Linked DNA regions of Homo sapiens: all the other regions are linked to region 2. Evidence: chromatin loops called from intact Hi-C (ENCODE). Cell type or tissue: heart left ventricle. All regions are shown on one strand. Each heading gives the region's core, and the rest is flanking DNA. Links, peaks and the distances in the headings are about the cores only. Region 1 overlaps LURAP1 (leucine rich adaptor protein 1). Region 2 overlaps MAST2 (microtubule associated serine/threonine kinase 2). Region 3 holds the start of NSUN4 (NOP2/Sun RNA methyltransferase 4).

Region 1 (7,552 bases), core at 2,248-7,247, 190 kb before region 2:
ATAATGGCAAATGATTAAACGACATTAAATGCATAAGAACTACAGGTTGTTTGAGATCATTTAAAAAGAGAGTGAAACAAAAAAATCATTGAACACCATTAGAAGTTGTTAGGACATAACTACTTTGAAAACGGTAAGGGAAGAGATTTAAGCATTTATCTTGCCATTCTGGTATGAATTTTATTTCGGAGTAATCAAATGGTCCTAGAGGATGTGAAAAAGGTTTTCTGTACAGAATTAGAGCTAATAAATGAGGAAAAATTAATAGCCTTAGAAAATCACCATTCTGTAATCCCTAGTGAAACAAGCAATTCATAAAATGATAATCAACGGATAGTAAAACAACTTGGTGAAAAATTGACCGGAAACTTTATGATGCTGGGATGAGGCTATCACCATCTGAAAATAAAAGAAGCCTGGGAGCTGGAGTGGACAGTGGAGGAGAGCTGTCCAACCAGAAACACCCGTGCCATGTAGAATAAGTTAAAAATAAATCTGTGGTGTTAAATCACTGAAATATGGGAGCAATTCATTACAGAAGTTGGCTTACCATAAAAGTATACCATTTATATATATTAAAACACATAGGCACATAATTACATATATTTTCAAAGATACATACATATCCAAACATATACTGACACAGGGAGAGGAATGAGAATAGGGATGAGGGATCAAAAGAAGAGGCCAGGCACAGTGGCTCACACCTGTAATCCCAGCACTATGGGAGGCTGATGCAGGAAGACTTCTCAAGGCCAGGAGTTCAAGACCAGGCTGAGCAACACAGTAAGACCCAATCTCTAAAAAAAATTTTTTTTTAATTAGCTGGACATGCTCGTGTGCACTTGTAGTCCTACTCAGAAGGCTGAGGTGGGAGCATTGCTTGAGCCCAGGAGGTCAAAGTTACAGTGAGCCAAGATCACATCACTGTCCTCCAGCCTGGGTGACAGTGAGACCCAGTCTCTTAAAAAAATAATAATTTTTTTTTTTGACACGGAGTCTCGCTCTGTCGCCCAGGCTGGAGTGCAGTGGCATGATCTCGGTTCACTGCAACCTCTGCCTCCTGGGTTCAAGCAATTCTCTTGCCTCAGCCTCCTGAGCAGCTGGGACTACAGGCATGCGCCACCATGCCCAGATAATTTTTGTATTTTTAGTAGAGATGGGGTTTCACCATGTTGGCCAGGCTGGTCTCGAACTCCCGACCTCAGGTGATCCACCTTCCTCGGCCTCCCAAAGTGCTGGGATTACAGGCATGAGCCACCGTGCCCAGTCTAAAATTTTTTTAAAAAAGAAGAAAATAAAATAAGAAAGGGGCCTGGTGATGGAATTCACTATGCTATGAGAAGCATGGTTTAACTATTAAATAATTAAAAATAACAATTTAAAAAGAAGACAACTAATCAATCTGCCCTTTCCAGAGAGAACCCAGGTTAGTTCACTGGGAATATAATTATCTTCAGCCTTGGGGAATAGGAGCACAGAATGGTTCTGGAGAGGAGACAGTGTTGAGGAATCCTCCACTGTGGTTACCAGGAAGGTCTCAGGTCTAAAACGATTCCTAAACTGAGGCTTTCTCCTAAGCCTGATCTTCATCTTTGGCTCTCCCTGGTGGTGATGGTACAGGAGGCATTTGACATTCTCTAGACATGGGGTCTGGACCTGCCACCTCCGCCTTGGTACCACCTCTCATTCCAGGCTAGGGGAGGCTGGACAAAGCACAGAGGTTCATTCTGGGCCTGGGTGCATCCTCCTGCCCACTTTCCACCCTGCCTGTGTCAGGCTAAAAGCCCCTCTCCCAAAGATGTCCAATTCCTAATCCCCAGGACCTGAGGATAAATATAAATTTTCTTTTAAGAGAAGAGTCTTACTATATTGCCCAGGCTGGCCTGAACTCCTGGGCTCAAGTGATCCTCCAGCCTCAGCCCCCTGAGTAGCTGGGACTACAGACACTCACCAGCTGCTTAACCTGTGAACATTTTATCTTAAATGGTAAAAGGGACTTTGAAGGCAGGATTTAATTAAGGATCTTGCCAATGGGAAGATGATACTGAATTATCCCAGTAGACCCAATGTAATCCTTACAAGTGAGAGGCAGTAGAATTAGAGAGATGTAGGGATGGAAACAGAGGTTAGAGAGGAGAGAAGATGCTCTGCTGCTGGCTTTGAAGATGGTGAAAAGAGCCACGAATCAAGCACTGCAAGCAGCATCTAGAAGCTGGAAAAAGCAAGGAAACATTCTTCCCTGGAGCCCACGGAAGGAGTGTAGACCTGTCAACACTTTGACTTTAGCCTGGTGAAGCTGATTTTGGACTTCTGAACTGTAACATAATAATTTTGTTTTTTGAGCCACTTTGTGGTAATTCATTACAGTGACAATAGGAAACTAATGTCCTGCCCCAGCTTCTGGGCAGCACTAATCTGTTCTCCTAGGAGAGTAGGGTCTAAGTGAGTGTATGGCATGGGTAGGGAATCAGAGGAGGCTTCCTGGAAGCCCCTGCAGTCAGGTTGATCTGGGTTATTACAGCTCATTTGTTACTTAACTGACCTTGAGCAAATTTATAAGTAAGACTATTGTTAACAATGCACTGTTTATAGGATTGCTAAAAAGTAAATTTAAAAATATTTTCAATTATCTAATTTGTAAATTAGCAACTTTTTTTTTCAGTCACATCTCCTTGTGGGCTTACACATATTCATTCTTCCATTCACTGAACAGGTGTCACGGAACACCCAGTGTGTGCCTGGCACCATACACACAATGAGCTTGTGTCTGCTACAACTCTCAAGCATTTCTCACTGAAGCTGTCACTGAGCTTCCAGTTAGCTCAGTGCTCAACCTCAATGCCTCCATCCTAAATGCAGGCCTCAGCCGGGCATGGTGGCTCAAGCCTGTAATCCTAGCACTTTGAGAGACCGAGGCGAGTGAATCACTTGAGGTTAGGAGTTTGAGACCAGCCTGGCCAACATGGTGAAACCCCATCTCTACTAGAAATACAGAAATTAGCTGGGTGGTAGTGGCGTGTGCCTGTAGTCCCAGCCACTCAGGAGGCTGAGGCAGGAGAATCGCTCGAGCCTGGTAGGCGGAGGTTGCGGTGAGCCGAGATCATGCCACTGCGCTCCAGTCTGGGCGACAGAGTGAGACCCTGTCTCAAAATAAATAAATAAATAAATAAAATAAATAAATGCAGGTCTTTACAATGCCCACTCCCATGGTCTCTTGTCTCAGCCAGCACCGCCCCCGCTTATCCCCCCAGGCACTGTTTCTGCAGCTTTCATGAGCAGCCTCTTCTTTGTCTTTACTCTGACCCCGGACAAAAGCCCCCAGTGCACTTGAGGGCAGTATGCGCCCTCTGATATTTTCCACACCCCGTTTTCATCCCATCCTCTCCTCTCTCTGCATTTCTGCCCTTTTTCTTACCTTCTCCTTCTTTGAGCTCCCAAACAGCTGTACCCTATAAGCCAGAAAAGTCTAGTTAGAGAGAAGCTGAGCCTCAACCAGCCAAGTTAGAGGCAGGTAGAAGGGACCAAAGATATGTGTTTACTGGAGTTTCCGGGCTTCTCTGGTGGTGAACTGAAATCTAAGGTATTCAGCCAGGATGCCTAGACCTAAGCGGAATACCCAGGCAGCCTCACTCACCCCAGCTTTCCAGCCCCACAACACTCTCAGGTGCTATCCAATTGACCCGTAATTCCCTGACCTGTGGAGCCACACCTACTTCTGCAAGACCCATCTAAGTTTCCTAATTTCACAGCTCCCCACCCCCACCTCTGCTTCTAACCTCCAGGTCTGAAATGCTGAGCTCTGTTCCTATGATGTCTGGAGCTACTAGCCCTCCTTCCCAGAAAAATGGTGGGTCCAGGATTGATTTTTCCTCCTATCTGTGATCCAGACTAGTGCATCCTTCACCCCTTCATCCAGTCCAGGCCCAGGGTTTTCTTTCCTGCAGCTCTTCCTCTAAAGACTAAGCTGCCTCTTTAGGAAGAGGTGAGAACGCAAACATTGTAACAGGGGCAAAATTGCTTTCAGTCCCTTTGGGCTTCAGTGGTGTTGACTGGCCAGGTGATGGAGCTGTGGGCATGTGGGCTTGTGATCTGGGTTTTCTGACCTGGACGTCGCCACAACTTTACAATGGGTGATGCTGGGCAAGTCTATGCCCTCTTTAGGTCTGACTCACTAGCCTTTCTGCGCACTGACGGGGGCTGGTCTTTAGAAGGCCATGTTTTATTTGAGCTTGGAGGTTCCACACAGCAACTCCAGCAGTGGTGCATAATGGCCACAAGAGGGCGGGCAACCTCTTCAGCTCATAAGTGTGTAGACTGAACAAGTGAACCTCAAATAAGAATACTATACAGTGTCTTCCAAGAAGGGTATAATTCCATGAACAATGTTGCTGAAGAGAAAAAAAAAAGAAATAAAGGCTGGGCATGGTGGCTCAGGCCTGTAATCTCAGCACTTTGGGACGCTGAGGTGGGAGGATTGTTTGAGCCCAGGAGTTTGAGACCAGCCTAGGCAACATGACAAAACCCTGTCTCTAGAAAAAATACAAAAAGTAACCCGGGCATGGTGATGCGTGCCTGTAGTCGCAGCTACTTAGGAGGCTGAGGAGGATCACTTCAGCCCAGTAGGCAGAGGCTGCAGTGACCCGAGATCGCACCACTGCGCTCCCGCCTGGGCGACAGAGTGAGACCCTGTCTTAAAAATAAAACAACAGGCCAGGCAGGTGGCTCACACCTGTAATCCCAGCACTTTGGAAGGCTGAGATGGGCGGATCACTTGAGGTCAGGAGTTCAAGACCAACCTGGTCAACATGGCAAAACCTCGTCTCTACTAAAAATACAAAAATTAGCCAGGCATGGTGGTGCACGTCTGTAATACCAGCCATTTAGGAGGCTGAGACAGGAGAATCGCTTGAACCCGGAAGGCAGAGGTTGCAGTGAGCCGAGATCGCGTCACTGCACTCCAGCGTGGATGACAGAGCGAGACTCCATCTCAAAAACAAAACAAAACACAAAACAAAACAAACAAACAAAAAAAAACAGGAAGGGTAATTAACCGAGGGCACACTACAAAATGACTACAGAGTAGGGACTGGAATAGGAGATTCAAATTCCCAGTCTGAGGGGAAGTCAGGAGTCCCAAGACCATAGGAGTGGTATGGAGAGGTCTTGTGAGCAGTGGAAGAAGCTGAGAATATACTTTGGACATTTCAATCATTTGAGGGGGTGGGAGGGGAAGAGAGGGTGTTTAGGGACAAGCCATGGACTGAATATTGCTCCAGAAGGACCGGGGTGGGAGTTTCAAAATGAGACTTGAGGAATTTAGGGAAGCAGAGATGATCAATTTGGCTTCCTTCCCTTCCCCAACACAGAATACAAAATAGAGAAATGGCACGAGTTATTCCAGGATTTGAGGAGGACGCCTCTTTTGCAGGAGGATGCAGTGAACAGCCAAAGTCATCTGACATCCTTTTCCATCTTTTTCCTTCTAGTATCCCAGTTTCAAGGCCCAGGAAAGGCAGGGACTAACATATGGAGCAGTTACCCCAGAGTTCAAAGGGTTAATCTCTAAGAATTCATTCTCTGACACCAGCCACAGCTCTTGTCCCCATCTCTGGGACCGTCCCCTCTGAGCCCCAGGTTGGCAGCTTCCCTGAATTCCTTCTATGATATAATTTGTAATTCGGCAGGGCTCTGGGACCCAGGCTCAGAGACCCAGGCTCTGCTCTCTCCTCAGTTTCCGGGAGTCAGGGCTTGCTCTAAGGGAGGAAGTAAACAGGCCTTTCCCTTGCTCCCTCTCCTTTTCCAGGATGGGGCCCCGGGACCAAAGAGCTTCTGTCTTTCCCTGCCACGCCCCCACGCTGCAGCCTAGACAAGGAGATTCCTTGTGTCCCGACCTCAGGCAGGCATCCTTGTGACCAAATGGTGGAAGGCTGGGGACAGGGTGGGGGAAGGGCAGTCACAAAGTCAGAAAGGATGACACCTCCCCTATCCAAGATTCTGGTACACCCCCAGAGCTCTGAGACCTTGAGGTTCTCTCTCCCTGGCTCCCATCAACAAAGGGCAGAGGAGGCCAGGACTCATTTGCATATAAAAGGCCTGGAGAAACTGAAAAGGCATGGACACACAGAAGCTGAACCTCCTGGAAGGGAGATATGGAGTCAGAATACAGGAATAGGGCCAGACACAGCAGCTCATGCCTGTAATCTCAGTAATTTAAGAGGCTGAGGCGGAAGGACTGCTTGAGCCCAGGAGTTCAAGTGCACCCTAGGCAACATGGTGAAACCCTGTCTCTGGAAAAAAATACAAAAATTAGCCAGGCATGGTGATGCATGCCTGTAGTCTTAGCTCCTTGGGAGGCTGAGGAAGGAGGATCATTTGAGTCCAGGAGGTCGAGCCTGCAGTGAGCACTACTGCACTCCAGCCTGGGCAACAGAGGGAGACCCTGTCACCCTATCTCAAAAAAAACAACAAAACAAAACAAAAAAATGGAATACAGGAATAGGGGCAACACAGGGACAGGGTAAGACAGGGGACCATGGCAGGGTGAGCCAAACAGACTTGAGAGAAATAAATGGAGGCCCCTGAAAGCTTCTCTCCCTAAAAGCAGTCAGGAGTGCTGGCCCAGACAGGGATGCAGGGATGGAGCCACAGAGGAAGTGAGATCCCCTAGGATAAAATGAGAACACTCTATTTAAAAAGTAAGACCTGAAAAGAAGCACAAACATCTGACAATGAGAAACTTTCCTGCCAGGAGGAGTGACATGTTACTGTTCACAAGAAGTAATGGTATGGACGATAAATAATGTGATCTCACTTAGCAGCAGGGGCTCAGATGCCCCTATATGACCTACTACCATCCAAGGACCCGTACAAAGGGCTACCCATCCTGGCAGGAAATGACATCACTCAGCAGGTAGGAAGGGGTGGGTCTACCAGCCCAAACGCTTCTGGGAGGGCCAATCCATAGAGGGTTAGTCCTGAAGGTCCATGTCCCTCCTCAATCCTCCATCTTGGCCAAGAGAGAGGCCAAGGCTTCTAGACTTTGGGTGAAGTAATTATGCCCCCATCTCTTCATCTGTTAACTCCAGGGAGTCCTAAATTCCTTAAATCCTTACTTAGCTGGGGGGAGTAGTGAGAGATACTAAATACCAAAAGCCATAGGTCAATCCTTTAGAGTCAATATCTCTATAGAAGTATCTCTAGGGGCTGGGCATAATCCCAGCACTTTGGGAGGCTGAGGCGGGAGGATCCCTTGAGCCCAGGAGTTTGAGACCAGCCTGGGCAACACAGGGAAACCCTATCTCTACAAAAAAAAAATAAATAAATAAACAATTAGCTGGGCATGGTGGTGCATGCCTGTGGTCCTAACTATGGGGGAGGCTGAAATAGGAGGATCGCTTGAGCCCAGGAGGTCAAGGCTGCAGTGAGCTGTGATCATGCCACTGCTCTCTATCTTGGGTAACAGCATAAGACCCTGTCTCAAAAAAAGAAAGAAAGAAAGAAAGAGCAAGCTAGCTCTAGGGACCCAATAATTGAGGGATAAAGGCAGAGA
Region 2 (7,552 bases), core at 1,667-6,666:
TATTTCCATGACAGGGTCTAAAATATGGACCATGATGTAGACACAGATTTTTAATTTTGGAAAAACCTCCAGTTACTAGTGACGAGGATAGAAAGGGAAGTGCTTCTCTTTGGCTTTTTCTTGGTTACACTGCAGTTTCAGGATTGGGTGAGACAGAGACAAATGAACCCCCCTCTAAAGTCATTTAACTAATAGCCAGCACATCCCTTCCCCAAACTGTCAATTGAAATCTTAACTGAAAGTTTTACTGAATAATACCAAGCTAATTGCTGTTGGGCACACCTGGATGGCTTTGCACCTGGTGTTGAACCTGCTGAAGCAGGTGGATGCTCAAGATTACGTGCAAGGAATCCCTCCCATCTGGTACTAAAATTTCAGTGTGTTCTGAGTGTCTTTTAAACCAAAATGGAAATACAGATACAGGGCTGTAGTATTCAGTAATGTGTCTGCTCCTTGTTGGGCAGACACCAGCGGTGTGCAGGGAGAGACCAAGTACCATCTTTATCTACACTTGGGCTGGCTTGTGGAGAAGGGCTGCTTTTTTTCAGTCCTACATTCCTTCATTTTTTTTTTCATTCTTGAATTCATTGTTTTGTGGGATCTAAGACCCAGGGGTCATTTGAGAGGTTTGACAGTATCTTTTCTGACCAGTTGCCACATGACTTGCTTGACCCTGAGCCTGTGGAAATGGCATAGGGACCAGTCTACTACCCACTGGGCCTGGTGTGTAGAGGGGGAGAGGGTAGCAAGGTGCTTCTCTACGCCCATGACTTGGGAGCAGGTCTTGGCCTCCTTCATGAGAGTCTAGTGCCATGTCCTGTCCCATGATCTGGACCCTGGGACTGTCTTGGCATCTTAACTGCAGTTTCAATGAGGCAGAGGGCAAAGAGAGACCAAGATCAGAGGGGTTCATTATACCCCTGGCTAGAGAACCCAGCTACTGACATGCAAGCAGCTTGGGGCTGGCTGGACACAGGTACTAGGCCCATTGTTTCCAGGTGAAGCTTTCATCACAGAACAGTGTTGTCTCCACCTGGCCTTAGATGGCACGCCATGATTCGGGCCTGGATAGACTGCCTGCGTCCTTACCACTGATCTGGCCAAGAATGAGGCCCTCCCAACACTTTCACTCCCTCTCCAAGCCTTGATGGGACCTCCACTTATTTAGGCCTCATGTGCTTTGAAGAAGCTTTGAGAGCCAATGTGTCTTCCACGGGTCTCTTTTTTGCTACAAGTAATCAGCCCCATGTGTTCTCTTAAACTGAGAATTGCACCTGGGCAATTCCTGTTTTCTAAGGTGGTCTCTGCTGCTATTTAACAACCCAGAGTAGGCCTCTGTGAGGCTTCAGTGGCCTCAGAAACCAGAGGGTCCAGATAGGGGGCCTGCTTGGGCCCTCTGCTGCCAACTGCTCAAACCTGCTTTAGCTCCAGCCACTTGTGGCAAACAACCTCGTTTCCTTACAAATTCCAGCATGTGACTTTGGTGCCGTTACTTGTGAAAAATCTATTCTGTTGTCTTTGATGTGTCCAAGAAAATTCGTGTAGTTTACGTAAAAATATCTGACTCACAAGAAAGCCAACTGTATGTCTTGTGATGGGACAGTTCATAATGTAGTTGCTAGACCACTTTACAAATTGTTCTTGTCACCAGATGTGTTCAGACATTGCTGTGCAATTGTTGGGGAGGGTAGGGGGAAAGGCGAGAGGAGATACTTATTGGTCTTTTTGTTTAATACCTTCCCCAAGAGGGGACAGTCTGGCCAACTTGCTCCAGTAATGCAATAAAGACATTGCAATAAAGTAATTTTTTGTCTTCATGCTATGAAGGGGTGGGCTGGGGGCAGAGTGGGGGTCAAGAGAGAAGAGTACTCAGGTGTTGAACAGCCCTTGAAACTTCCAAACCTTCTCTCCAGTAAGCACCAAAAGACTAGTACTGGGGCAGCCAGAGGCTCTTTTCTTCCTAGGGGAGGACATTGACTCCAACTAGGCATGATGCCAGAGTCCTGTCCACCGAACACAGACACAGAAGTCTTAGATACTGACTCTGAGAAAATTAAAACTGAATGCCATTTCCTCCACACCTCACTGCCCACTCCTAATAAGCTGTTTATTGGTTCTCATATTTCTGCCCAGAATGAAGTGTTTCCACATTCTACTCTGGGGGAGGGGGAAATGGGCCCAGCTTTATAATCTATCCTCTTATTGCCCCAGGCCCTTGTCATCTCCTGCCAAGGCACACTGTTGAGCTTCCTGTATTCTGGGAACGTAATGAGCCAACATGCGATAACCTCTTGTTGCATAGGATATTGCAGCGCTCATCCATGTCTCAGGCCCCACCCATGTGTACTCAATTATAAATAAGTCAGATTGGGCAGGGAACAGCCTGTTGTTCTAAGTGACCTTGCCTATGTCTTTTCTCCCCACTACACTTTAGCTACACAGCATCCCAAGACCACTGCCAGGAACTATGGATTTCTCCTAATCCCAGAGTTGTTCGCACTTCTGTGTTTAGGATGCTCAAATTCCTAGCTCCTTCCCAGTTCTTTCTTCTGAACTCTACCCGCTGGCTGGATGTTTCCACTGGGCTCCTGGGTATCTCACCGACACTTCAAACTTGTTTACTTGGGGCTGGGCGTGGTGGCTCATGCCTGTAATCCCAGCACTTTGGGAGGCCGAGGCGGGTGGATCACCTGAGGTCAGGAGTTCGAGAACAGCCTGGCCAACGTGGTGAAACCCCGTCTCTACTAAAAGTACAAAAATTAGCTGGGCGTGGTAGCATGCACCTGTAATCCCAGCTACTCGGGAGGCTGAGGCATGAGAATTGCTTGAACCTGGGATGCAGGGGTTGCAGTGAGCTGAGGCCGTGCCACTGCACTCCAGCCTGGGCAACAGAGCGAAACTCTGTCTCAAAAAAGCAAACTTGTTTACTTGTCAGAAAAAGTATGATTGGCTATGAATTTCCTCACCTTCCTACCACCAAACCTACAACCTTATCTATATCTACATAACTATTCTCCCTCCCATCTGTTAAATTACAATAGTCCCCTCCAACTAAAGTCAATCCTTCCACATGTATTTTGGAATCTATTTTCTTCCACCTCAGGAATCTCCCAAGATTAAGATCAATTCTTTCTCTACTTCAACTGGATCATTTCCACTGACACTTAAACATGGTTGGTTGGTTCTCATTCTACTCCCCTAATCCCTACTCAATCATCCCATATACCTTTATCTCTTTTCTCCTCTTCAAAGCCAAGCCTTTGGAAAGAACTGTCTTAAATTTCCTTATTTCCCCATCTCAAATATTTCAGTACTGGTTCCACCACTGTTTGAAACTGCTTTTCTTGATGCCTTCAATAACCATCGCTGTTAACTATCCTGTCCATGGAAAGCTCCTTCATGGACTCTATCACAACTCACTAATCTAATATTCTTCTGACATCTGACTGTTCTTTTACATCTCCTGGATTCCTTCAGTTCTCAATGCCATTTTACCTGGCAGTTTTATCCACAGCCATGAATCCACCTACCATCTCTAGGCTGATTACATCTGTTTATTTCATTTGCCCAGACCTCTATTGGAAGCTACTTCATATTTAGCGTATGGAATGCAGCACTGAACTACTTAGCCCTGGTTCTCTTCCTTGTTTCTTATTTCGGTGAATGGAAATACAATTCATCTGGTTATATAAGTCAAAAATGTAGTCAGTCATCATCCTTGATAGCCCTCTGCTTCATACCTAAAGTCCTTCACCAAGTGTCAATCAAAACATCACTTCTAACTTCACTGCTTCACTACCATCTGCACCCTTCATCCTGGAAGGCCCCCCTTCTTCCATTCTTGTCCCCCTCAGATCCATTCTCATTATAGCAACCAGTCATCTTTTCAAAATACAAATCTGAACCGATGTAAAACATTAAATAAGTCTCCATTGATCTTAGGGTGAATTACAAAATTAGATGGTCTGGCTTCTCCCTGATTCAGGATCTCAATCCCCACCTTCAACTTTTCACTGGCTCTATCCCCCTCAGCTAGTGCCAGTATTTCGGGACTTCTTCCTCATTCTGCGTATGTTCCCTGGACAGTCCTCATCTCCTGTGGCTTTCATTGCCCTCTACTTCCTGATGGCTCCCAAATCTAGATGTCCAGCTTCCCACCCTTTCCTTCCTTACCTCCTCACTGTTGCTGTTCTAGTTCAGACCACCAAAATGGGTCACTACATCCTCTGTGGTACGCTCACTCCACTCCAGCCTCTCTATACTGCAGCGAGTGATCTTCCTAAAGCAAATGATAATACCACTTCCCTGAAGTTACCTTTTAGAAACTCTTCACTACCCTCAGGATAATCCCACCAGTTTCTCAAGGGGAACACCACTGACACTTGGGGCAGTTGCCCAGTGTGGTATAGGATGTTTAGCATCTCTGCTTCCTCCTCCCATCCCCATTTCCAACCCTCTAGGAGGGCAGTTCCCAACATCCTTTTCACCTGTGGTATGGTGCTTCTGACCAGATCCCTACATGCACGGGGCACTTGCTACCTCAGCCATGCCCCTGCCATTCTCCAGCTCACAACCTGTGATCTGTCTGCCCAGGTCCCGGTACATTAGCCCAGGGTCCGCTGTGAATGAATGAAGAAGTGGAGAGGACTAGAAGGCTGAGGGGCCAAATATCTGCATAAATGGGCTCTGCCACTGTGGATACAGTGCGCCCTCTGGTGGCCACAGCCTTCCCAGGCAATGGCCCAGAGGCATTTTCGTCTTCAGGCCTCCTAACACGTCTTCTTCAGACCTAGGCACTGGATTGTGGGACGATCAGTGCAACCAGTGCAAGACAGTTTCTCAAGTCCTCTATCACTATGGAGACAAAGCCTTGGTGCTCTACCAAGCCCCACTGCCTGCCCTGTGATGCCACCTCCTGACTCCCCTGGCACTGGTCCCACTTATGTCCTCCCCCTTCCTCCCACACTACCATCAAATGAAGTTCTACTCAATGCGGGCTACACACACGATGTCCATCCACCTCCAGTGCTGAGGCCTCTACCTACAACAGCCCAGGAAGAGCTCACTGGCTACAATTATGAAGGGCTTGTTACTAAATACGACTGGCAGCTGTTTTAATCTCGCCCTCACCTCGGCATTTATCGTTAACTTCTCTGTCCATTTTAAAACTCCTCCCATAGACTTTATGACTCTGCTGGTTGCTGCTTCTGTCTTCTCTTTTATCTCAAACGCACCCAAAGTTAAACTCTTTGCCTTCTCTCACTTCTTCCCCTCCTCATTTCCTGGCTGAGGCAATCCTAGTTAGGAGAGATGTGAGTTCCGGAGTCCAAGGGAGACCTACGTTCTAACCCCCGTTCTACCCAAGCTACTGTATTACCATGGGCATCAAAGTCTTAGTGCCCTTATCTATGAAGGAATTTTAGTTGCTACATGGTATTTTCTGGTTCCCCATCACCTTCACGAAGTCAAATCTCCTGGAAGACCATTAGACATGGCCCTTGCCTCACTTGCCAGACCCGTTTCTACTTTGAATTATCTTTGGTTCCTTGACTATGCCAGGTATACTGCATGTGCTAAACGTTGCCTGGACAGCCTTTCTTATGCCAACCTCCACTCTTCCACACCCAGCAAACTACTACCTATCATCTATTCTTCATGTTTGAGCTCAAATGTCAAAGCCTTTGGGAAGTCAAGCTGGGTTAGGTGGCCCTCCCCTGGTGGTGGAAACTGTTTTATTCACCACTATATTCCCAGCAGCAACACAGGACCTAGTTACATGTGGGTTGACCGAAGGAAAACAAGCAAGCAAAAGACATAAAGATGGTTTCCAGGAGCATATATTACACAGGTCTGAGTGCAAGAAATGGCAAACAACTGCTATGTTTGCTTTAAAAGCTCATCTGGAACCAATGCCAAATCCCGATGCTTTTGATGGCCCCCTGGTTCTTGGCCCCTCCTGAGGCTGGGCTCAGACTTCTGGGTGAGGGGGCAGCCTCGGCATGGAACGTCCTGCCTTCTGTCACCTGAGGCATCAGGCACTTGGGTGATGCTCAGGGCTGGATCCTCTTTCACTGCTTGTGCACACTCAGACTCCCATAGCCAGCCCTGGCTGGGATCCTCATAAGATGGATGGGCCAGTCTGGGGGCACTAGGTGGCTGTGTCTTCCCCTGCTCCCTGGGAGACAGGTTCTTAGGCTGGGCTGGAGTTGTGTTTTCCAAATCCTGGAGGTTGGCTAGCCCACCTGCCATGGTTGCCTTTCTGCTTGGGGATGCCCTGTCTGGGCCCTCAATAAGGGATTTCCAGGACCACATGCTCAGCTTCCCAGAGGTGGAGCTGGGAGGAGAGCAACTGCTGGTGGGGGTGAGTCCCGAAGTGCTGGGAGAAAGTGCTGTTAGTGCCTGGGTGTGGAGGTGCTGGGCCTTCCAGCAACCTTCAGGAGGGATGGGGTCTGTGGCTCCAGACTGACCTAGGTTGGGGCCTGCTGAGGAGGAGCTGGCAGCCTCCTCAATGGCTTGTGGGCTCCCGAGCCTCCTGTGGGGACCACTGGGACTTTCCATTCTGGGAGGCCCCAGTGTGATCCCTGTCAATAGGCTTGGGACCATTGGGCCCAGGCTCCTAGGGTCTCTGGACGGGAAAGGATCCTCTTCCCCACTCTCTCCTGCTCCTTTAGGGGCCACACTCTGGCTCACTTCTGGGTGAGGTGCCAAGCTCAGCTCCTGTGCACCCTGGCTGTTCTCAGGCCCTTCCTCGGTGTCGTCCTCTGAGGAGTCCACCTCACGAATGGCTTCTTGCTTCTGCAGCGACTCCCGTCGTTCGGCTCGGTCCTGCCGGAGGGTGCCTAGGGCCCGTGAGGGAGCAGGCTGCAGCACCCCCTTCCCTGGCAGGGCCCCCTTGCCAGACAGCACACTCCTGGCTCCAACTACCTCCAGAGGGCTCACTTCCCTGGGCGGCAGTTCCTTCTTTAGTTCAGAGTGGGGCAGGTCAAGGCTGTGCTTGCGAGAAGTGGCTAGCTTCTTCTCAGAGGCGGCAAGTGCTGCTGCCAGTTTCTCAGCCGACTGCACCCTCTTGAGTAGTGGTGAACGGGGTGGCTCCGCACTCTTGGGCCGTGAGAGTTGCCTGCCCAGGGGAGGTGACAAGTGAAGCTTTGTGGGAAAGGCCTGGGCTACATGGCCAGACAGGGGCGATGGGGACCGCTGAGGTGAAGCTGTTGGGGGTGGGGGAGAAGGGGTGTGGGCCAGTGGTGACAGTGGGATGCTGCCTGCTGACTTGCGCCGTGGAGAGCGGTACTGGCGTTGGAGCTTGGGTGCCAGACCGTGGAGGGAGCTGGGCCGTGTGTGCCCAGAGCCGGCTGGGGAACTGGGCACGCTGGAGCTGGGGGAGCTGCTCTGTGATGAATTCCCTCCCACTTTGTACAGAGACAGACAGACAGACAGACAAAAGCAGAGCAGTGTTAGCTGTTAGAAGTGACTCAAGGGCAAGACAGGGCTTAGCCCTGTTATGTCCCAGAAACCAAGCTACCCCCTTCCCCATCAATTAATTCCTCCCCAAGAC
Region 3 (7,552 bases), core at 1,765-6,764, 300 kb before region 2:
TTCCTATTCACTTTGATGGGTGGCTGTGAGGGCAAAATGAGAAGACTGCTGTGAATAACACATTTCAACTTGAGAGGGCCCAGTGAGTGCTCATGTAAAAGGTGGCTGTTTTCTACCAGAGGCACAGAGCAGAGTGGGTTCAAAGTGCAGGTTCTGGGTCTAAATATTAGTCACACCACTTACCATCTGAGGGACCTAAAGCAAGTAAGAATCTTAACTTCTCTGTACCTCAGTTTCTCCAAATGTAAAACAGCAATAATATTACCTACTTCATAAGGCTGCTGACAGAACAAAAAGAGATAACATATGTACAGCACCTCAAAAAAATGCCTAGTCTGTATAAACATGCCATAAATATTAGCAATATTATGGTCCTTATTACAGAGGGTAGAAGCTGGGTCTCAACATGTCTACTTCCAGCAGACACTCAGGACCGCTCCAGTCATGGCTCCAGATCCTACCTGGCAGGAGGGAAGCGACTGATATCCCCTCTGTCAAAAGTGAAGCATCGAAGGTTCGGACTGCAGGCCCAGGAGGCAGGGGATGGGGCTGCAGATTGGCCACCCTCAGACTGCAGTTCCCAGTGGGAGATGGCTTCATTCACAAAATCCTTGGCACTCAGCTGCTCCAGCTTAGCACTTACATGATCCCAGGCAGCAAAGTTATTGACCAGTGCACCATACTTCTGCTCTGAGAGGAGACTGACACGGATTGATGGCCAAAGATCTCCAAACTGCACACTGTAAGTCATGTCAAAATTCTGCAAAGCCAGTCGAACAGCAGGGAATTTGGGCTCTGTGGCAGCCTAAAAGAGAGAGGACAGGCTTATTGGTTTTCCCAGTCTTGACTCTACCCCCTACTACCTGACCCCCACCTCAGAGCCTAGGGGCAAACTTGGATCCAGCTAGTGCCCACTCCTGCTTTTGCATCCTGCCTGCCTGCCAGAGAAGTGTGAGAGGGAAAAGTAGTGGAGAGTGGGCCTTCCCATCCCAGGGTTGTCAGATAAAGATGTAACTCTCACGGTACTGTGCGGGGGTCATCAAGAAGGGGGACCTTGGAGAAAGAGGAACTTAGGAATATGGGAGCTCAGGAGAGGACTCTTGAGGAGAGCCTGCAGAAGATTAGGAGAAACTATGGAGGCTCTGGGAAGCTTTGAACTTAAAAGCAAAAGGCCCTTTTCTTCTGAACAGTTCTATTTTCAAAGCACTTTCATGTCTACTAGCTTATGTGAGCACTACAACTGATAGCTCAGTAAGATACAAAAAAAAATTAACAACATTTCAATTTGATGAAGAGATGTGGGTAACTTACCTAGCGTCACACAGTGACTAGCACCACCATGCTTAGAATCAGAGGTTTGAGGGTCATGCTGGGAGAGTTCCCAGACCCCAGAAAGGTTGGATAAGGAGGGCCCACAGAATCTTGAGGTGTGAACCAAAACAGGGACTTCTAGGATGACTGCTATGGGGGTAGCAGGGGACAAGAGGACAAGAACAAGGAGGCAGAGTAAAAGAGAAATGAAGACTTCAGATGAGGAGTGCACAAGTCGGTCCTGGTTGCTGCAGCTGGGATGCTTGCTATAGCTGGCAATCTTGTTACTATCTATGCCTTGCTCTGGCCTAGATTTTTGGTCTGGTCAGAACTTTTGCTCTGGCCCTCATTTCTTGTTATGGTGAGGACTCTTGCTCTGTGACTTTTGCCTCGCTGGGACTCTTGCTCTGGCTCCTGCTATGTTGGGGACTCTTGCTCTGGCCTTGACCTTTGCCATGTTGGGGACTCTTGCTCCGGTTCCGACTTTTGCCATCATAGACTCTTGCTCTTGCCCTGACCTCTGCTAATTTGGGGACTCTCACCCTGGTGCTCATTTATGCTAAGTTGGGGACTCTCACTCTGGCCCTGACTTGTGTTTTGTTGAGGATTACTGCTCCGGCCCCAGCTTCTGCTAGGATAGGGACTGCTTTTCTGACTTGGACTTCTGCTCAGATGATGCCTCTTGCTCCAGCTCTGACTTCTGCCATCATGGGGACTCTTGCTTTGGCTCCGGCTTTGGCTTTGGTGGGAACTCCTGCTCTCGCTGTCACTACTCTGGCATTTGCTAATAATAGTCGAACTACAGCTGGGATTGGTGCTACAGCTGGAATCCTTGGATGAAGGCAAAGGGCAGCTGTAGGGGATCTGCAGAGGCTCTTTGCAAGGGCCTTGAGAGGCCACAGGGTAGATATGGAGGCCACAGGGGACAGTATCAGGGTAGGCCCGGACTCGGGGGACAATGGGTAAACTTTGAGGATCAAAGGGTGTTCTCAAAGGGATAAAAGAATAGATGTGGGTAGAACAAGGAGGCATCACAGGCTGACAACGAGGTTGGGGTGGGCCCCTGGGAGTGCTATAGGTGTCACACAGGGGCACAATGGGAGGGGGGCCTGTCGAATGATTGAGGGAGCCAGACAGTGGGCAGGGATGGGGGGTGGAGGGAACCACAGAGCATATATGGGTATTGCAGGGGGGCCCTATGGAGGGTCCATGGCGGCTGCTCTGAGCATAACTATTGGCCGAGACAGGATCACAAGGAAGGCAGAGGGGAAAAGAAGTGGGGATAACACTTTTGAGAGCTCTAGGGACCACAGTCAGTAAGGTAGTCCCTGGGGGAAGTTCTTTGGGGCTGGAATTTGAAGGAGTTGTGATGTATGGCTGCATACAAGAAGGACCAGAGAGGCAGGAGGGAGGTGGGGGACAGGTGTGGGCCTTAGCGGGCTTGGGCTGGCCAGAAGGGGTGTGCTGGGGAGTGTTGACTAGGGAGAGACATTTGTGGGGAGTATGTGACTGTCTTAACTCTGGGGACTTAGGGGACTTCGGTTGGGGGGAAACTGGAGTGGGAAGAGGGGGTTCATTATAGCTTCTGCGGGGAAGTGACTGGGGTGGAGATATAAACTGGTTGCCCAGGGGTGAAGGGAAGGAAAGGACAGAATGAGGACCATGGGGACGAGATGGTTCCTGGGAACAGGGGGGACCAGAAGTTGTGGTGTCCGGGGTTAGGATGAGGTAAGAGTTCCCAGTTGCCTCCCAGGAGAGAAGGGACTCAATGCAAGCCTTCCTGGGAGCCTGGGACTGGGGTGAGCAAGGAGAATCAGTACTCCCGGGGCACAGGCAGATGGCATAGCAAGGACTCCCAGGGGTAGGTATGTAGGCCTCTGAGGAAAGATGGGAGTAATGATAAGAGCCCTCCTGAGGTGAGCTGGGAGAGCCAGGCATGCCTGCCTGAGAAGAGAGTGGGAAGCCACAACAATTTTTCTCAAGGGGCAGGTCAAGCTGTGGTTTGGGTTCACAAGAGTCTAGAGGCTTAAGGCTGCCATGGTAAAAGCTGCCAGTAGGTGGGGAAGATGCTGGGGAGAGAAGGGGGTCATTATAACTTCTCCCTGAGAACCAGTGAGAGGGCAGAGAGATCATCAGCCCAGTTTCCAAAACTCTGTGAGAAAGGGTTGGGGAGGCCATAGGACTAGTTTCCACCGGCCGGCGAGCAAGAGGAGGTGAAATCGTGAGGCAAGTTCCCGGGGTCCTATGTGTAGGAGGAGGCGAAATCATGGGTCCAGTTTCCAAGGGTACATGAGTGAGCTGAGGGGAGGTCACTGGGCTCGTTCCCGGGGACTGATGAGCAAGGGGAAAGGAGGTTGCCGGGCTGGTTCCAAAAGCTGAAGGCCATCCGCTAGAGTAACAGAGATTAGTGTGCTGGTCACAGTACGTGCCTTGAAGACAGGGACGCCGCATTCTGGAGGGACTCATCCAGCTGCAATAAGGTGTCCGCTGACAGAGAGGGGGTGACCCCGGAATGCTGAACTGCTCAAAATAAGGGCTGGAGAGTGGGGAACCCGAGTGGCAGGGCTAGCGGCAGTAGGTCCTTTCCAGGAGTGGGGAAGAGGACTCAAAAGACCATCTCCCTGAGTGCGAGGAAGGTTGTGGGGGTGGAAGAGATGGTGGAGGTGGCGAGGGAATCGGCTGGGGTGGGCAGGGGGGCGTGCCGGTCATAGAAGAAATTCCAGGGCTTCCAGTGAGGCAAGAAAAAGGGTCTCTGGAGAAGCAAGGAGAGTCCAGAGGATGAGAGGATTCGTTGCACCTTTTGCCAGGGTTTGGGCCGGCAGTATGGACAGGGTGGTCGCTGTAACCTTGCCCGGTCGCCAGAGGCAGCTCGAGGTTGAGGAAGGGGCTGAATCCTTTCCTGCAAGGCGGCGGAGACCCAGGAGTGCAGGCAAGGTCGCTATGGTATTTTCCGAGGGGTGAGGGCGACCGGGCTGGAAAATCAATGAGGAAAGGAGAAGTCATGTGGGGGAAGAATGGGCAAGGGAAAGGGGGAGGGGAGGGAGGGAAGTAAAAGGGGGAGTGGGGGACAGAAAGGTAGGTGGACACAGCTGGGGAACAAGAGACAGTGACATCACTAAAAGAATGAAGGCGAAGGTGATGACGCAACTTGGGCGGAGTCAGGAGACTGCAGACGTAACAAGTGGAAGACACTAACGCTCGGGACATAGAGTGCGGACAGAGGCGGTGACGGAAAAGACGAGAGAGGGAGGTGCCTAAGGACGTTCCGTGGAGTGCTTGGGAAAGACGCTAGGCGTTCTAGAGGGCCGGGAAACGGAAAGACTGGAGAAGTTTCCACCCTCACTTTTCCCTCCTGCGCCCCCAGCCGGACCTTACCCATTTCTTCTTATATCGATGTCTCCGCGGGACCGTCGCGAGGTCCACACGCTTCAGCAGCTCCCGGACACCCCTCAGTGTCAGCGCAGCCATATCGGCGTGCTCCACGGGGTAATTCCGACCGGAACCGCGACAGGAGACTCGCGTGTTCCGGGGAGGTGGTGAGCGCCACCCGGCGGGACACGAGCGAAAAAAGGGAAAGGAAATACATCTGACGCTCTCCCAGGACTCCGCGCGCCTCTACAGACTCCGCCCAGCCAGGAGTCCCCTGAAGGCTGCTGGAAAAAGAGCAACCTGGCACCCGGAATAATGACTCTGCCTGGATGCTTAGAGCAGTGCGAGGGACTCCCAAGAAGCCCCTAGCCCACTTGGGGGACCAGGGAGGATTAGGAGTTGGTGGTTGAGTACCGAAAGAGTTAGCTAGGCGAAAAGGGGCGGGAAGGGCCTCCTAGGCCGAAATTGCATGGAGGAAGATCCTTAGGTAGAGGAAAATGAGACCAGGCTTGTAGGCAGAAGCAGATTTGCAGTGAAACAAATGAAGCTTAAGTTTCGGGACCTGGCCGGGCGTGGTGGCTCACGCCTGTAATCCCAGCACTTTGGGAGGCCGAGGCGAGCAGATCACGAGGTCAGGAGATCGAGACCCTCCTGGCTAACACGGTGAAACCCCGTCTCTACCAAAAATACAAAAAATTAGCCGGGCGAGGTTGCTGGCGCCTGCAGTCCCAGCTACTCGGGAAGCTGAGGGATGGCGTGAACCCGGGAGGCGGAGCTTGCAGTGAGCCCAGATCGCGCCACTGCACTCCAGCCTGGGCGACAAAGCGAGACTCCGTCTCAAAAAAAAAAAAAAAAAAAAAAAAAGTGGAGGCGTGAATAACCCACCCCTTGTTTAGCGTACCATCAAGAAATAACCATAAAAATGGGCAAGCAGCCCTTGGAGCTGCTCTATCTATGGACTATCCATTCTTTTATTCTTGTACTTTAATAAACTTGCTCTCACTTTGCATTGCGGACTCGCCCTGAATTCTTTCTTGTGCGAGATCCATGAACCTCTCTTGGGGTCCGGATCGGGACCCCTTTCTGGTAACAATGCCTGTAATCCCAGCCAATCTCCCTGCCTTTTGATCTCCCTGCCTCACTCCTACCCACCCTGATAATTGGCTGTTGAATGATCATTTAAAAACACAGTTTCTGATCATGTCCCTCCTCTCCACTGGATCCCTACTGGTGATGTCAAATGTTGTGGGGCCTAACGCTTCCGCAATTTGAGAAGACATAGTTAAGAAAAATAATACAAAACTTGGCCGGGCGCGGTGGCTCACGCTGCCCCCAGCCGAAAGCTTTTTCTTATTTGGCATTTGAATGTGGAATTTTGGAATTTTCTTATTGGCAACAAATACTGTCAGTTATTTTCCTTGAAGTGACAGGCTCACTTTGTTCATTTTTCAAGAAAAAGGCTGGCCGGCACTGTGGCTCATTCCTGTAATCCTAGCACTTGGGAGGCCGAGGTGGGTGGATCACCTGAGGTCAGGAGTTGGAGACCAGCCAGGCCAACGTGGTGAAACCCAGTCTCTACTAAAAATACAAAAATTAGTTGGGCATGGTGGCTCATGCCTGTAATCCCAGCTACTTGGGAGGCCGAGGCAGGAGAATAACTTGAAACCAGGAGGCAGAGGTTGCAGTGAGCTGAGATCATGCCACTGCACTCCAGGCTGGGCAACAGAGTGAGACTCTGTCTCAAAAGAAAAATTCTAGTATATTAAAATATAATTGATTTTTTCTGTTGACCTTGTATCCTGAGACCTTCCTAAACTCAATTATTACTTTTGGTAACTTTTTGGAAATCTGTTCAGGTTTTCTATGCATATGGTCATGTCTTTTGTAAATAAAGACACTTTAACTTCTTTCTTTTCTATCTATATCCCTTTTTTTTTTCTTTGCTTTATTCCACTGGCTAGGACTTCCAGTACACAGTTGAATGTAAGTGGTGATGGTAGGCATCCTTGCCTTGTTCCCATTCTTAAGAAGAAAGCATTTAGTACTTCACCATTATATATGATGTTAGCTGTAGTTTTGTGTGTGCGTGTACCTGCATGTGTATAGATGTCCTTTCTTAGGTTTAGAAAGTTCCCTTCTGTTCCTAGTTTGCTGAGATTTTAAAAAATCATGATAGTTGTTGATTTTCCTTAAGTTTTTTTTTTTTTTCTGTTAAGATGATCATACAGTTTTACTCCTTTTTTTTTTTTTTCTTTTTGACGGAGTTTCGCTCTGTCACCAGGCTGGAGTGCAGTGGTGCCATCTCGGCTCACTGCAACCTCCGCCTCCTAGGTTCAAGCAATTATTCTGCCTCAGCCTCCTGAGTAGCTGTTATCACAGGCATGCACCACCACGCCTGGCTAATTTTTGTATTTTTAGTAGAGATGGGGTTTCACCGTGTTGGCCAGGCTGGTCTCGAACTCCTGATCTCAGGTGATCCGCCCACCTCCCAAAGTGCTGTGATTAGGTGTGAGCCCCTGCGCCCAGCCAGTTTTACTTCTTTATTCCATTACTATGATGCATCATGTTGACTGACTTTTCAATATGAACCAACTTTGCATTCTTGTAAAAAACACATCAATTCATGATACAAATACAGTATTTTTTTTCTTTTAGACAGAGTCTTGCTCTGTCACCCAGGCTGCAGTGCAGTGGCACAATCTTGGCTCACTGCAACCCACGCCTCCCAGGTTCAAGCGATTCTTCTGCCTCAGCCTCCTGAGTAGCTGAGACTACAGGTGCAGGCCACCACGCCCAGCTAATTTTTATATTTTTAGTAGAGTCAGGGTTTTGCCATGTTGGCCAATCTGGTCTTGAACTCCTGACCTCAGGT

What was found. Peaks named below come from ENCODE experiments on the same cell type or tissue, not always from the same donor. Only the 100,000 strongest peaks of a DNase experiment are listed, where the experiment ranks them.
Region 1: a loop joins it to region 2, with 5 times the contacts of the local background. A loop is called at or near these places in 69 of 110 quality-filtered maps.
Region 3: it touches region 2 in a loop (3-fold over the local background); 18 of 110 quality-filtered maps call a loop at or near these places.

Annotation. Positions count from the first base shown.
Region 1 is chr1:46,220,377-46,227,928 of GRCh38, reverse strand. It overlaps LURAP1 (leucine rich adaptor protein 1), which reads right to left. Exons shown (of 2, transcript NM_001013615.3): 2 at 6,673-7,552. Among named protein-coding and RNA genes, the nearest start is that of LURAP1, 21 kb to the right of the region's middle. In heart left ventricle, for the core only: CTCF peaks have their summits at 4,055 (motif pointing right) and 4,264 (motif pointing right); a DNase peak (open chromatin) is centred at 4,268.
Region 2 is chr1:46,034,392-46,041,943 of GRCh38, reverse strand. MAST2 (microtubule associated serine/threonine kinase 2) reads right to left here. Exons shown (of 29, transcript NM_015112.3): 29 at 5,822-7,406. The coding sequence ends at 5,878. P3R3URF-PIK3R3 (P3R3URF-PIK3R3 readthrough) reads left to right here. Exons shown (of 10, transcript NM_001303427.2): 10 at 1-1,804. PIK3R3 (phosphoinositide-3-kinase regulatory subunit 3) reads left to right here. Exons shown (of 10, transcript NM_003629.4): 10 at 1-1,804. Among named protein-coding and RNA genes, the nearest start is that of PIK3R3, 94 kb to the left of the region's middle. RefSeq lists enhancers at 4,821-4,870, 4,480-4,981. In heart left ventricle, for the core only: a CTCF peak has its summit at 4,728 (motif pointing left); a DNase peak (open chromatin) is centred at 4,713; H3K27ac peaks cover 1,599 bases.
Region 3 is chr1:46,338,054-46,345,605 of GRCh38, reverse strand. NSUN4 (NOP2/Sun RNA methyltransferase 4) reads right to left here and starts at 4,799. Exons shown (of 6, transcript NM_199044.4): 1 at 4,687-4,799; 2 at 462-805. The coding sequence starts at 4,779. RefSeq lists enhancers at 3,512-3,601, 4,729-4,938, 5,599-6,398. In heart left ventricle, for the core only: a CTCF peak has its summit at 4,841 (motif pointing left); DNase peaks (open chromatin) are centred at 4,535, 4,865 and 5,425; H3K4me3 peaks cover 2,441 bases; H3K27ac peaks cover 2,730 bases.